2 separate regions of the Homo sapiens genome follow, and region 2 is linked to region 1. A link is an interaction called in ENCODE POLR2A ChIA-PET data of the cell type or tissue named here. Cell type or tissue: PC-9. All regions are shown on one strand. Each heading gives the region's core, and the rest is flanking DNA. Links, peaks and the distances in the headings are about the cores only.

Evidence for each region. ChIA-PET counts read pairs that join two places held together with the same protein. Peaks named below come from ENCODE experiments on the same cell type or tissue, not always from the same donor. Only the 100,000 strongest peaks of a DNase experiment are listed, where the experiment ranks them.
Region 2: POLR2A ChIA-PET joins it to region 1 with 5 read pairs; 2 of 35 experiments call an interaction of 5 or more read pairs at or near these places.

The regions. Positions count from the first base shown.
Region 1 is chr4:74,279,130-74,286,827 of GRCh38, reverse strand. MTHFD2L (methylenetetrahydrofolate dehydrogenase (NADP+ dependent) 2 like) reads right to left here. Exons shown (of 8, transcript NM_001144978.3): 7 at 5,278-5,403. All of the region lies in intron 2 of LOC105377276 (a long non-coding RNA gene), which reads left to right. Among named protein-coding and RNA genes, the nearest start is that of EPGN, 25 kb to the left of the region's middle. In PC-9, for the core only: no CTCF peak of the experiment used is centred there; DNase peaks (open chromatin) are centred at 2,527 and 2,947; H3K4me3 peaks cover 1,011 bases; H3K27ac peaks cover 2,134 bases.
Region 2 is chr4:74,174,876-74,182,573 of GRCh38, reverse strand. MTHFD2L (methylenetetrahydrofolate dehydrogenase (NADP+ dependent) 2 like) reads right to left here. Exons shown (of 8, transcript NM_001144978.3): 3 at 7,171-7,293. Among named protein-coding and RNA genes, the nearest start is that of MTHFD2L, 21 kb to the right of the region's middle. In PC-9, for the core only: no CTCF peak of the experiment used is centred there; no DNase peak of the experiment used is centred there.

The sequences.
Region 1 (7,698 bases), core at 1,334-5,333:
GGAATACAGGGAGGAGAGATGGCAGGCAACAGGGAATAGACACTCCAGTTCTTATTCCACCTCAATCCCTGCAGGAAGCATCATAAAATTGAAGCAAAGCTACTAAAGCTTCAAAAGGGTAGAGAAATGTCTTTGCGTTAGCTATGAGAAGTAAATGAGGCCCAAGAATTCACCCATAAGAGCATGGTTAATTGAATTAACAGCATGGAAGTCATTAATTAGACTGTTTAGCTGATCAAATCCATTTGATGAATTAAGAACGGTATAATTAAGAGTTTTTGAGTCTAGGACTACATACTGTTTTCCAATGTGTTATTTACAAGAAGCTATTTACTACTCATGGCACATAATCTCATTTCTATCTTTTGAGAATAAAGCCTTCTTTGTCAGAAATGTATGAAGTTTCTTTCTAAGCTACAATAGAAAATGGTTTAAAAAAATTGCCTGTGAAAGTAGGTATACCTAAGTGTAAAAAAGTAATAATCTATATAGCAAACATAAACTTATAAATGAATAATTATTTGCTGCATGATTATTAGTAATGAAAAATAATTCTTAGACATGCAAAATAATGTTATCACAGATGGTTTTAAATACTGTTTCTTCTTTTAATGACATAAGTTAGGAGGGAGGAAGTATGTTCAAGTAATAGAAGAGGAATGTTAAGCATTTGTCAGAAGCTGGACATATTGATGAACTGTCAAGTTCTGTAACTGGAAATCAATACAAAACAAAATAGCACTTCAATTTAGTAATAACTTTAAGGTCCTATTTATTTCCCAAAACATCCAGAGAGGCATGGCATTGCAGGAAAGGCCTAACTTCAATGTATGTTGAGGAAAAGAACATAATGGTTGGCAAGGTGCTTAGCAAACATTACCTTCCACAGTGAACAACCTACCTAGACAGTAATAGTAACAGTGAGAAACTGTAACCAAACAACTGAATAATCATGTAGAAGTGATTATGGCATTGGATATGAATTTGAACTATATGATCACTAATTTCATGAGATTTAATTAGACACAGAGAAAAATACAAGCAGTGCTCAGTTTTCACAGTAGTGTAAGACCACAAAGATGACTGTTGAAACAGTGCAAAGCAATTTTAGTAGTCAATGGGAGAAATTATATTTGTTTAGTGACCTTTAAAAATTTTTTGTCAAAACATTAAAAGTTCTCTTACTGTGGTCTATAAATGTATAGGGGATTAAAAATAGTAGTAAAATTAATATTACTGATAATAGTAAAACAAATATTACTATTTACTAGTAGTAAAATTAATAGTAAAACTACTACTAACTACTAGCAAAATTAAACTAATATTTAAAAAAACGAATGCAATTTAAAATTTTGGAAACATTGAGAACTGAAGTGTTTTATTTCTCTGTAAACATTTTGCAAAGAATAGTTTGAATGGTGCTTGCCTTCTTTTGGTCATACAACTGATGATTAGGAGCAAACATCTTTTTTTAAGTCTTTTTTTAAATTATACTTTAAGTTTTAGGGTACATGTGCTCAACGTGCAGTCTTGTTACATATGTATACATGTGCCATGTGGGTGTGCTGCACCCATTAACTCGTCATTTACAGTAGGTATATCTCGTAATGCTATCCCTCCCCCATCCCCCTCACCCCACAACAGGCCCCGGTGTGTGATGTTTCCCTTCCTGTGTCCAAGTGTTCTCATTGTTCAGTTCCCACCTATGAATGAGAACATGCAGTGTTTGGTTTTTTGTCCTTGCGATAGTTTGCTGAGAATGATGGTTTCCAGATTCATCCATGTCCCTACAAAGGACATGAAGTCATCCTTTTTTATGGCTGCATAGTATTCAATGGTGTATATGTGCCACATTTTCTTAATCCAGTCTAACATTGATGGACATTTGGGTTGGTTCCAAGTCTTTGCTATTGTGAATAGTACTGAAATAAACATACGTGTGCATGTGTCTTTATAGCAGCATGATTTATAGTCCTTTGGGTATATACCCAGCAATGGCATGGCTGGGTCAATTGGTATTTCTAGTTCTAGATCCCTGAGGAATCGCCACACTGACTTCCACAATGGTTGAACTAGTTTACAGTCCCACCGTGTAAAAGTGTTCCTATTTCTCCATATCCTCTCCAGCACCTGTTGTTTCCTGATTTTTAGAGCTTCTGCACAGCAAAAGAAACTCCCATCAGAGTGAACAGGCAATGTACAGAATGGGAGAAAATTTTTGCATCTACTTATATGATAAAGGGCTAATATCCAGAATCTACAAAGAACTCAAACAAATTTACAAGAAAAAAAAAAACAAACAACCCCATCAACAAGTGGGCGAAGGATATTAACGGACACTTCTCAAAAGAAGACATTTATGCAGCCAAAAGACACATGAATAAATGCTCATCATCACTGGCCATCAGAGAAATGCAAATCAAAACCACAATGAGATACCATCTCACACCAGTTAGAAGGAGCAAGCATCTTTTCTATGCCTTGGTGAACTGGCAGATTCCTTTCTAAGTATGAATCAGCTTCCAACATTTTATCCTTTGCCCTTTCAATGGCATGAAATATCACTGCAGATTCCTTTAATGTGAAGTTTTTTACATCCTCTGGGACATTGTCATCCTTTCTGTCACAGCCATTTTGTTTATTTATGTGGATAAATCATTCCCATCAATGTTACCTACTTTTAACGGGGTCATCCAGTTTTCTTTACTAATGAAACAAAGATTTCTGCAAGGACGATTTACTTCAACGATTGATTTTATCTACATCTGTTTTGTTTATCTTGGCTATAGTTATAGTGAAACTTTTCACCGATACTCACAAAGCAGCCACCACACTTTCCCTGTGGCAATTTGAAGCCAAATGTTACTTATGAGTTTTGTGGCATAACCCATCTTAAAATTCCTCCCTCTCAGTTGGGGGATCATCCTTCACCTCAGGTTAAGTCCTGATGAACAACTTGAAGAGCAACATGTCAAAACCTATCACTTGCCTGCTCCTGTGGGTGGCTGAGTCATGGCCTCACTGGCAAAGCCTTCTTTACCAAGTCCAGGTCCTCATTAGTACTCTTGCTCCATGAATCAGCAGGCTGGCAAGCTAGATACAACTAATCATATGGGTGTCTTTTATGAGAGGATTAGAAAAGCTCGACCTTCCAGGTGAAAGTTTCTGTGCTTTTACACGATCATTTGGTAATGCTCTGTTGGATGTCCAAGATATGCCAAACAGTAGAGCTGAATGGAGCCACTAATATAATTGCTATCATTTAACTGATATCACTGACAGCTAGTGAGGTGGCAAAACTATAGGGCAACAGGCTAGGTCTCCCAGCCCTGTTCATCTCATATCTTTGTCTCTTTTCCATCTCCTTTTAAAATTTTTATATATACTTAGATACACAGAACTACAATTTGATTTAATAATCATTAACAAGTTAGACTTCATGTGACATGAAGTGAGTATATGTGCTACTAAGCATATACACCCACCAAAAATGCTCATGTAAAAATTGCTTTCAGAATACTTTTTACTTTCAGTAAAAAACATTCTTACTTAAAAAAGAAGAAAGCATGGAAGTGACATGAGACCAAAAAAATACTCTATGAGAGAAGAGTCTTGTAAAATGTGCTGGACTGAACTGCTGGGTAAGCTTGCCTTACAGGCAGTCAAGGCTGTGAACTGCAAACATCCCTGCTTTTCTTGCCTCAAGCTGGTTATCTCATGTTGTCAGTGCCATCTGGGTGCATCACAAATGTGGTAATTTTGCAATGAATGCATAACTATAATGTTATCAAGAAACAGAATGACAGTAAAGAAAATAAATAAGCCAGGTTTTAAAATAAAATGCACTTTACTCTTTCAAGTTGAGAAATTCAAATAAGTTACTCATATCTGGCCTAAGTGATTGAACATGGAAGATTAAATAAATAAATGAGGTCATTCCCTAGTGATTTCAGCATGTACACAACACACACACAGACATATGTATATACGTACAGATAGACATGTTCATGTCAAGAGCCAGCCTTGCTAGAATAGAGTTCCAACCATGTCAGAGACCCTGTGTATTAGAGCCAATGAGGGCAGCAGTGTTTTCTTTGGTACGGTACATCTGTACTTTGCTCTTATTTACACCATTTTGTCTCTAGAACGCATTGTTGCACATATGTGTCCTTACAGTTTTCTTTTTCTTTTAGGCTCAAATGGCTTACTTGGATCTGGTCCCTGATGTATCTTAGAATCTCACATATATAGGGCCAGTACCCTAGGACACTTCTAACTATCTGCATTTTCTATTTTATTCAACAATATGCTAGAACTTGGGTAAACCATCACCTGATGACCAGGTTCTAAGTGAAAAAACAAAATCTAAATTATTTTTAAAATGGCATCACCTATTCTTTTCAGTTTCTCTGTAAGAAGGACACACCTATAACTAACAAAGTTCTTGATGTGGCACTGTATTTTTTGGCCAGAATAATCACTCTTATACAAAAAATATTTCTAACATAAAAATGTCACCACTTAACTTTACTATATTCATGCCTTCATAGACATCTAAGACTCCTAGGCACACTGAAAATCTGAATGCAGGTAAATATATGACAAAGATAACGGAAGTAAAATCAGATTAGAGGGTCAGGCATCTAGAAGTACTGGGGCCCAGTTTCCCCTATTGTAAAGAGAAGACTGGGTTAGAATTTTTTTTTTACTACTACATATTTGTTGCCTTGTATCTTTCATCGACCACAAAAACTTTAGCTTAGTTCCTTTTCTTTATTCTCTCTAAAACACAAGTGAAAAACACTGACTTCAACTATCTAGATAACTACCTAGATCTGAAATGTAGTTAGGGTTGGCAGACACACCCTAAGGTGCCTTCTGGCTCTAAGAGTGAATGGCTGAGCATAGAGCATATTTGACTAAGCGTAGAGTAAGATGTCAACTCCCAAAATTCAAAACTATGCCCAGGTCTATAAAAGGCCAGCTGTATTCTATCAATAAAAACTGTACTATAAGAAATTTGATCCCTAAACCAAATATTAATGATACAATTAGAAGAGAGGGAGAAAAGGAAGAAAGGAAGGATGAAAGGGAGGGAAAGAGAGAGGAAGGGAGAAAGTAAATATTTAAGTCTGATTAAAATCTTTTCCCTCAGAAGAAAGAGGTGATGATTAATAAGTTAATAATTCCTCCATAAATGAAACTTCTCTATTTTTAAAATACGTAAGGTGGAATTTTTTTATCTTCTTCACCTATCAAAAGATATTGGTTTATTACCTTCGAAGTCCACATCTCCAACTAATTTTGTCTTTCCTGTCACTGGATCGTGGACATAGTTGATACCCACATCAATTACAGCAGCACCTTCTTTAACCATATCAGACGTAATCAACTTTGGAATACCTGAAAACAAAAAGAGTTGTTTGTCCTTCAGCATAACAAAGGTGTACATATCTGTTTTGGTAGGCTTTAAAAATACACACACACACACACACACACACACGTATGTGTAATACATTGTTCCTTAAAAAACAGGCCATTGATGATTTCTGATCCGAGAGAATAACAAAGATGATTAAGGCAGCACATCAGGACTTCTGAGGATGAAATCCTGCAGGAGCTAGCCTCTCACTTCAGAGATGGCTCACCTGACATCACAGGGATACCTGCTTGAGCAGCATCCTTTTGTATGTCACATACTATGAATGGCATGGGGAGACTGCGGACATGAGACAGGCTCCTGCTGAGGTGTGGTGGAGTGGAGCACAGTGAAAGCAACTTGGAAATCGGAAGGAGGGAAAGAAAAAAGGGAGGAAGGGAGGGAGGAAGGGAGAGAGATAGAAAGGAAGGGAGGGGGAAAGAAAGAATGAAGATAATAATAATTCATATTCCCCAGGGTTGTCATAAACAGTAAAGTGCCATACTCATAATGGCATCTCATCAACTCCAAATGTGCAGTGCTAAGTGCTACCTTGAGCTTTCTTTTTATTTTTTCTTGGTTTCTTTGAATCACGATGTCCGTATATGATTCTGAAAGGTGTCATGTATAGTAAGCTCTCCTCACTATTGGTCTTATGCAACATTATACAGAGATCTTATGCAACCATCTATTTCCTGCAATTATTTTCAAATTTTGTTTCAAATACAACAGTACCAGCTAACAATGGTTAATGTTCCAGTTTTTTAAAAAAAAAAAACATTGAACAATCCAATCACAAATTTAATAGATTAAAGCAACAATTTATTATTATGTCTTATGGTTCTGTGGGTTGACTGAGTTCATCTGGATGCATCTGGCTTAGGATCTTTCATGTAATTGGAGTCAGATAGTGTCTGAAGCTAGAGTCATCTAAAGACATGACCAGGCTAAAAGGACTCACTCACATGGTTGCAGTGGATGCTTGTGATTGGCTGGGAGCATAGCTAAGGCTGTCAACTGGAACACATATGCATGAACTCTTCATGGGGCTTGGTTTCTCACAGCTTGGCAGCTGGCTTCCAAGAGTGAGTGTTCCAGGAGACAAGAAGTATTAGTTACCAGCCTCTTAATGCTTGGACTGGGAAACCAGCATAATGTCACTTCTGTCATATACTATTGGTCAAGAAGTAACACAGTCCACTCAGATCACGAGGAGGAACAGAGACTCCACTTCTCAATGGGAGGAGAATCAAAGACTCTGTGATCATCTTTATTATTCTATCACAATGCTTCTAGTGGACATGGTGTCGGTAGGTGATGTTCTCACATTCGTATTCTAGATCTCTTGCAGGAAAAGCCTATCCACTGCATTGTTAGAGACATTCTAGCACCTGTACTATCCATTTAAGCATTACGGGTGGCTTAAATGTCACCTTGTAACATGATTTTTACTGCTAGCAAGAGTTTAAAGGCTATAAACAAATGGTCAGTGTCAACATAGATATAGCTGTAGGATAGCTTCCTTAGTCTCATAATGATGTAACAGAAGAGTCACCAATGTTTGAGATATATTTTTCCCTTGCTTTCCTATCCTGTGATATAGAACTTATCTTTTTTATTGGTTCTGACATAGGTACTATGCATTGCTCCAGATAGTCATAAAATCCTGTTTCTTCTTGGCATCCAATAGAAAAAGAAGACATACATTGAGTATAGCTGCAGAAAAAAGTTCAAGATAAAAATATTCATAAAATAGTTATTACAGTCCAGCTACTATGCTAATGGCAAAGATCCCAATCTCCCTCTGATTATTATAACATCTCAGAGAATATTAAATGGCAATGAACAAATGGCAAAATTTTCAAAATAGAGGAAAGTGTGAGCTTGATTTTAATTCCCAGGAAAATTACAAAATGGAAAAAAACTTTAAATATTTGTCTGTTTTGGATAATGACGCTTTATATATCCACTGTAGAAAATTTGGAAAATATATAAAAATTTAACATGAAAATAAAAATCACTGTTATCTTACTATCCAAAGAAAATAAGTATTAGTATTTTTAGTGTATTTCTTTCTCGGATTTCAAAATATTTATATATTAAATATAAAATATGAAACCTGTATTTCCTTAATGTTGTGTCTCACTATGTATCTTACCACTCTGTCATTAAATTAAAATGTGAGCATTTTCCCATTTCATTTGAAAATTAGGAGCCATATGAACTAATTAATTGTATGGATTACCATAAAAATGTATTCATTCCTGCAGTGTTTCTAA
Region 2 (7,698 bases), core at 1,727-5,726, 100 kb after region 1:
AGTGACATTTACGCTAAGATCTAAAGGGAGAAAGAACTCAGCCCTTGTATGTTTGAAAGGTAACCAATATAGTGAAGAGGTAAGAGGCTAACACATTATTCAAGTTATAAAATATGCATTCCTAACGTGGCCTGTATACAATAGATACTATATAGCTATAGAAAACTTTCATGGGTGCGGGCACAAGATCTTCACCAATCTTGATCAGTTAAATTGTTTATGCACTAATCTCTTACATGTAGAAACATATGCAGAAGGATGAGACTTAACACACAAAAAAGTGGTGCTGAAAAACTACAGGATTCACTCATTTCTTCAACAGCATTCACTAATTGTCTAACAGATACAAGGCAGATTACAGGGTTATAATGTTTACTGCAATTCTCCCTATGTGGAATTATTCTATACACTCAAACACAGAACTGGGGTTTCTCCCATAGAGAAAGGAAATATAAATTCTAAAACAAAGTAAAATTAAAATTTAGAAACCATCTTGAATTAAACAGAATAAAATAGGAAAGAGTTCAGAATGATAAAAAAAAATTCCCACTCTGGTCAAACATTTTAATAATAATCAGTGTTCTGGATACATAAATTTGATAATTTCTCATGAAAAGTAATTATAGCAATACTTTTTTTCCCCAAATGAAGAAATGAGTTTTAGACAAATACACATATCTCCATGCTTACTAGTTAGGTCGATATCCACCTTTTTATGCCTACTAATTATTCGATTATTTTATGTTAAATCTGCGCCATGAACTCAAACTCTTCTAACTCACCTTCTTTAGTTTTATCCTTTAATCCTATAGTTCATTCTCATTTCTTTGTCCAATTCCCTTGAATAAACTGGAAGGTGCTAATCCTCAAAGGCTTCAAACTAGACAACTGAAGAGAACATTTGAAATAGATAGAGTTTACCTAATTGTGTTCCAGAAATAAATGAGAAGTAGACTTCTCAGAGAGCAAGTAAATACAAAGCGGGTAAGCAAGCATCTCTCTTGATGCTCTCTTAAATTTCTGCTGTAGGACTGTGACTATGGTACGAAGGATGCTACACTTGGTTCTCTTGACAACGCTCTGGTACTTACTCACTGAGTGAACTCACACCAGTTACTCAGTTCACTCTTTTTCCTTAACCACAAACCTCAGATAGAAATAGCATCTACTGGTAAGGATTGCTGTGAGTAATAAATGATTTATTGTATATAAAGCACTTCTGTACAGTGTTGGCATTAGTAAATAGTACATATTTACCATTCCTGACACTTGTAACAGCTGTCATGAAGTCACAGTTGTGAAATACCATATTAAAATTTCATTGAGTTGATAATTGTTTTCAGCCTTAGATCTAAATGTTTTCACACAGTTCATATAATTTAAACCCTCTTAAATCAAATTCACCCTGCACCAAATTCTATTCTATAACAAACATTTATAGCAGAATTCCAGTGTGCTTCAAGTTTGTGAATATTATAATTTCCCTTTTATTATTCTAGTTTGAAAAGGATGCCACTGGTTCCCAGTTTTAAAAGACTATTTTTCTAATTACTTTACTCTATACAAAGATACATACTCCAAAAATTTAACTTTTAATATGATATCAGTTTAATACAGATAACTCAATAAAAGCTAAAAAAAAATAAAATAAAATGCCTACTTAGAAGAAAAAAAGAATATAACATAAATAACAGACCCCTTTCTTACCTCGACAAAGTGACCACTTATTGATAAGAATCTCTGCACGGTCAGGACAGGAGTAGGAAAGCATCTGCATTCGGTCATTTTTATTTCTCCTTAGCTTTAGGGTCAGCTACTGGACAAAGAGCAAGCCTGTGTACTCTTATATCCCGAGCATTTCAAATCCTGAACAAAGTTGCACAGCTTCTGAACATAAACAAGGCTTAGCTTGTGACAGTCCCAGTACCATTAAACAGGACAGAATTCTATCTCATTTCTTTGCTTGTTGCTCAAATGAGATGCATGGAAACTCCCTGCACATTCTGTTTAATTCTTATGCAAACCTGTCTTCAAACATTAGAATTATAATTCTAACTTGGAATTTATTTTACTCAAGACATTGCCATAATTGTGAGAAATCTCAGATTTCTAATGATAAAATAATTTGAAATACACATTTACTAACCAAATTATAGAAAATAATTTTATATTATTAAGCTTGAAGGTGTAATCAACTAGACTCATTCATTTTTTCATTTGCTTATTGTTTAATTTGTTCATTATAACAGTCTTATGAGATATACATAGGAGAGGCTGTATTCATCTACTTCTATACAGCCAATCTATCAAAATAACTAATGAGCTCCATTTATTCTGTAAAACATGAAGGCTGATGTCCAGCCCTTGCTGGACATATCAGAGAATAGTTAATAAACTATTCCTAACCCTATCAGTTGAGTTTCATAACCAAGAGACAATTTTTGTATTTCCCAGCCTGTCTTTGCCAGTTTTTTCATAGTAAATTCTATAACATAGGTAAAAATGATATAAATAAATGACAATGGAGTGCAAAAGGGAACAGTTCTTATTTGTAAGAAAACTAAGCTGAATGATCTGGAAAGACTCTCAAGAACTAAAAAGCATTAGTATGACTTAGGTAACAGCAAGGCGACTTTGAAGACTGGGAGACATTTTGAAAATCTAGATGAATTTTCACTGTTACACCGCAACCTGAAAATTACAGGCAATGAATTATAAGTATTATTAATGCCAGAAGATGATGCAGAAGTCCAATCAGTGGGCTCCAGAAAGCTTTTAATCTATGTTAAAGATTGATGAATGAATATTTAAATTATTTATTACATAACACAATGTTTAAGGTACATATGCATTGTTTTACAATTTTCTACTTTAACCAACTTTTTCTATTAACTAACAAACTATATGTTCCCAATATGTAGTATAAAAGATCGATTTTCAATTCTCTTTTTATGAGGAAAGTAAGACTCATCAAAGTTAAGTAACGGTCAGTAAATCACAAAGCCACATTATAAATTCAGACTGTATATACCCATATTTGAATAATATCTTCTGCTAGCAAAAATGTACCAAAGTGCAATTACTAAAATGGAGGCTACTTTGAAAGGAATAGTATATTTAATATGTCTTTAATCCCATTGCTATCATTTTTAAACCTTACCAAAAAGAAATTATGAATAAAAATAGGAATACCATTATTGAGCAAGGTAAAAATCGTAAAAAATATAGGTTATAAGTATGGAAACAGGGAAACCAAACGATCAGCAACTTGGTGGTTACATGTGCTAGGAACTTGTATGTGAATGTTTGAAATATATGTGCTTACGTTATGCCTTACTATGTTCTGAGAGACAGTAAAACGTAACAAGAAGTTTAAAAGGCAGGCTCTGAAATCAGTTGATCTGGGTTTGGGTCTTGGCTCTACCATTTACTAACAGGTAATACTGGTCAATTCACTTAACCTCCCTGTGTCTCAGTCTCTTTAACTATAAAATGAAGAAGTTAATTCTTATCATATAAGGGTGTTTGTAGGATTCAATAAAATAATCCAGGTAAGGGAGTGCCTGCCACATAGTAAGCACACATGACTCACTAGATAACACTGATGTGCCAGTGAGGGTGCTAACATAATCGGTAAGAGTATTCTTGGCATGGGGGCCAGTCTGCCCGGATTCAAATCCCAACTCAGTTACTTAGCAACTCTATGAACTTGGAAGAAGTTACTTACCCTCTTCACGCCTCAAATTTCTCATCAGTAAAAAATATATAATAGCTCCAGCTTCACAGGATTATTGTGAGGATCCAATGGGTTAATAAATACAAAGTGCCATTTGTAATATAAATGGCATACAAAAGTGTCATAATGTAATAAATGTTAGCCACAATTTTGGCATTATTGGCTTTTTGGCTACATAGAAAACTGCCCTTTCTCAGAACATCCAGATTTTTTTTTTTAATCACTGTGGTCACTTTAGCTCTATGCTTCTCACACTCTCTGTTTGAGACACTCAAACAATTTAGTCTCTAGCACAGGACTCAGGCAATTTAGTATTTAATACAGACAAATCACCAGTGCCATCTAGCAGCGAGCTGCTAATAAATTCACCAAATAAGGAATGTTGCTCAAAAGGGGTAAAATTTCTACAGATATAAAATCCAACGTAGTTAGAAATCTGTGACAAACTAAATGTAATGTACTTTGAAAACTATGACTATTTTAATACTTTTAAATTAACAAAGAAAAATTTGTAGATATGTGTGGTGTACAATGTTTTGACATATGTATACATTATGAAACAGCTAAGTCAAGATATGTATTTTTGTGGTGAGAACATTTAAAATCTACTTTCTCAGCAATTTGCAAGTATATAGTATGTTGTTATTAGCTAAGTCACCATGTTGTACAATAGACCTCCACAACTTATTCCTGTCTAACTAAAATTTTGTATCCTTTAACCAACATCTCCACAATCCCCTCTCCAGTCCTCAGTCCCTGGTAACCACCATTAACTCTATGTTTCCATGAGTTTACTTTTAAAAATTCTACAGGTAAGATCATGCAGGTTTTTCTTTTTGTGCCTAGCTCATTCTACTTAGTATAATACACTTCAGGTTCCATGTTATAGCAAATGACAGGATTTCATTCTTTTAAAAAGTTGATTCTTATTTCATAGTGTATATATACAACAACATTTACTTTATCCATTCAGCCACTGATAGACACTAAAGTTGATTATGTATCTTAAAGTAATGCTGCAATGTGCAGCATTACTTTAGGAGTGCAGATATCTCTTTGACATACTGATATCATGACATTTGGATATATATACAGAAATGGAATTTTTTGATCATACGGTATTCTATTTTTAATTTTTTGAGGAACTGTCATGCTGTTTTCTAAAATGACTGTACCAATTTACATTCTAAACAGCAGTGAGCAAGGGTTCCTTTTCTCTACATCCTTGACACTTACCTCATTTTCTTGATAACAGCCATCCTAACAGGTGTGAGGTGATATCTCATTGTGGTTTTAATTTGCCTTTCCCTGATAATTAGTGAAGTTTATCATTTTCATATACCTGTTGGCCATTTGTATGTCTTCTCTTAAGAAATGTCTTTTCAGGTCATTTTGTGTAGAATGGACATTTTAAGAATTAATGTTGTGACATGTTTATACAGTTATTGAAATGTCGTAGAAATGCCAAGTAGAGAAAATTTCAAAAACTGCAAACTATAAGAAGATTGCTTGATAAATACAGTACCAACAGGAGATTCATTGTGAGTGAGTCAAACAATTGAGAAACACTGTTAAAATTTTTTGGACAGATTTGTGATGTTAATAAACTCCTGATCTTCTCTAGATCTCATTTTCCTATGATATAAGAGTGCTGCACGTGTTGAATTTTTTTTCTAGTTTTAAAGGTAAGTGATACTATCACTATACTAACTTTAACATCATTAATGTAAGCATTATCTGCCAGAGCATTTTTCTCAGGGGGAAAACTGATAGCTTCTGAGATTCTTATTAACTTGATGATTTTTGTCAGTGCAGCTATATTGGAGGAAAAGAATTAGAAGTATGAATTTTTGATATAATGTAAACAGCACAAAAGCTATAACATATGCTAAGTAAGATATTACATTATATTGCTGGATAAAGAAAAATATTAATACCACATAAAGATCCCATATAATAGCATTATATAGCTTTACTTTTTGCACATCACGATTGTTAATCAAAGCTTACAGAACTCAAAACTACAAAGCTACTGTAACCTATACTATACCTGCAGTCCTCATTTTGCGCAGTTTAAATATGCACAAATTTCAGAACAACAATTCAGTTAAATAATACTAGTCCTCCAATAACACATTTCAAATTTCATAGTAATTATACAAGAGCTGCTAGCTCTTTAGTCCACAGATCACTACAGAAATAACAGATGAGATGATGATCAGTGACCAGTCATAGCACTTCTTTCAAATGATTGGTCACTGCACATTTACAATCATCAAACATCGATGGCAAAGTGTTGTTTTCTCCATGTTTCCCAGAGATAAACCCACATGATATTTTACAAAAGTGGATAACAGACAGAGGGGATTAGCCTATAAAAGTGAAAGTATAGCAAAGAAACAAAATGTGATAATGCTGGGATGGAAACTGGATGTAAGTAGAAGATCTGAACAACAGCAAACAAAGACAAGAGAAACCTAGGCCCGCATGAAGCGAAGGTAAGTCTTATGTTGAAAAAGCCTGATAAACATAAAAAACAAAGTCATTTCAATAGGAATCTAATTTAATGTAAATGGAGTTGTAGGAGAAATAGCTGACCATAGAATGCTGACACTGAATCCTTTGGAGAGACGTAGTTACGCAGCCAGAGGAACTTAATGAGGGTGAATCCATCACACAAACGAGGAAAGTGATCGTAATAAAAAAGACAACAACATCTCAGATGAAGTGACGCCAATGTGAAACTTCATACTGAAATTCCTTTAAATGTTAAGGAACTCTCAGAGAAATTTCACAACATTGAAAGTAGAATAGACAAAATACTGGGAGCTAATCTAAACTTTGAAAGGAATATAACAGTTCAATTCACCAAGACATAGAAAAGATGCCCATTCCATATGATAAGTTATAGAATTAGACAGAAGACAAACACTGCTCCAACTACTTTTGACGAGCTTTTGCAAAGATATCATACACTTTCTCAATGTTTCTAATGTTTTAAATTAGAGTGTACTAAAAAACATTAGCTTAGTTTTACTAATTATTCATTTCCCTATACATTTATGAACCACAGTAGGAGAGTTTTCAATGCTTGGATAAGAAGTTTTAAAGGCCACAGAAAAATTGTTATTTTTACCTTTGATTATTAAGATCACATTACCTGGTTTCATCTTACATCGTCATTTTTAGAGACCCATACTACTGTGCAAAGCAAGGAGTGTATGTATTGCCAATGCTTATATTTCACTTTCAAGGATTTTGTCCATGTAAGCACAAATCATTCAGAAATCACTATTACACCTATTACTAGTAAAATAGCTAGTCTCCTTCTGAATGTATTTTATAAATTACTTGCAGTATCATAATATGATGTTGAAAGATGCCCTTTGTTTCACTTTTAACAAAATCAGATAAATAAGAGGAGCATTATGTACCTGGTAGTGGTAACTGAACTAATATACCGCTGACTCTTGGGTCCATATTCAATTGATCAGTTACGTCCAAAAGTTCTTCCTGAGAAACATCCTTAGGTTTTAGAATGAGCTCACTACAAATACCTAGAAGAAAAACAGGTAGAGAAGGTCACTTGACTAACTGAATATGGTTTTTCATCAATAGTGTCTGACACAGTGTGGGACTGTTCCTACTGCCGTGAAAGGTTCTGATGTTCCATGCATCATCAGGAAGGATTTCTCCAATAGTACAGGTGTTTCCTCTTGATCCACATGTATTCTTTGGCCTGGAATGCCAGGTGACAATTTGTACTTGTTTGAGATAAGCTACTGTTAGTAGATTTGAAGAGAATAAAAATATCACTACCATGCAACTATTAGGCCAAGTTTAACAGAGTGAACAAGCCAGGTTTATTATTTGATTAAAGCAAATATAATGAAAGCAGGCCTTTTAGATGCAAACTATCCTTTGCATATCTTGCCATAGAATATAAAACACACTGAATTAAC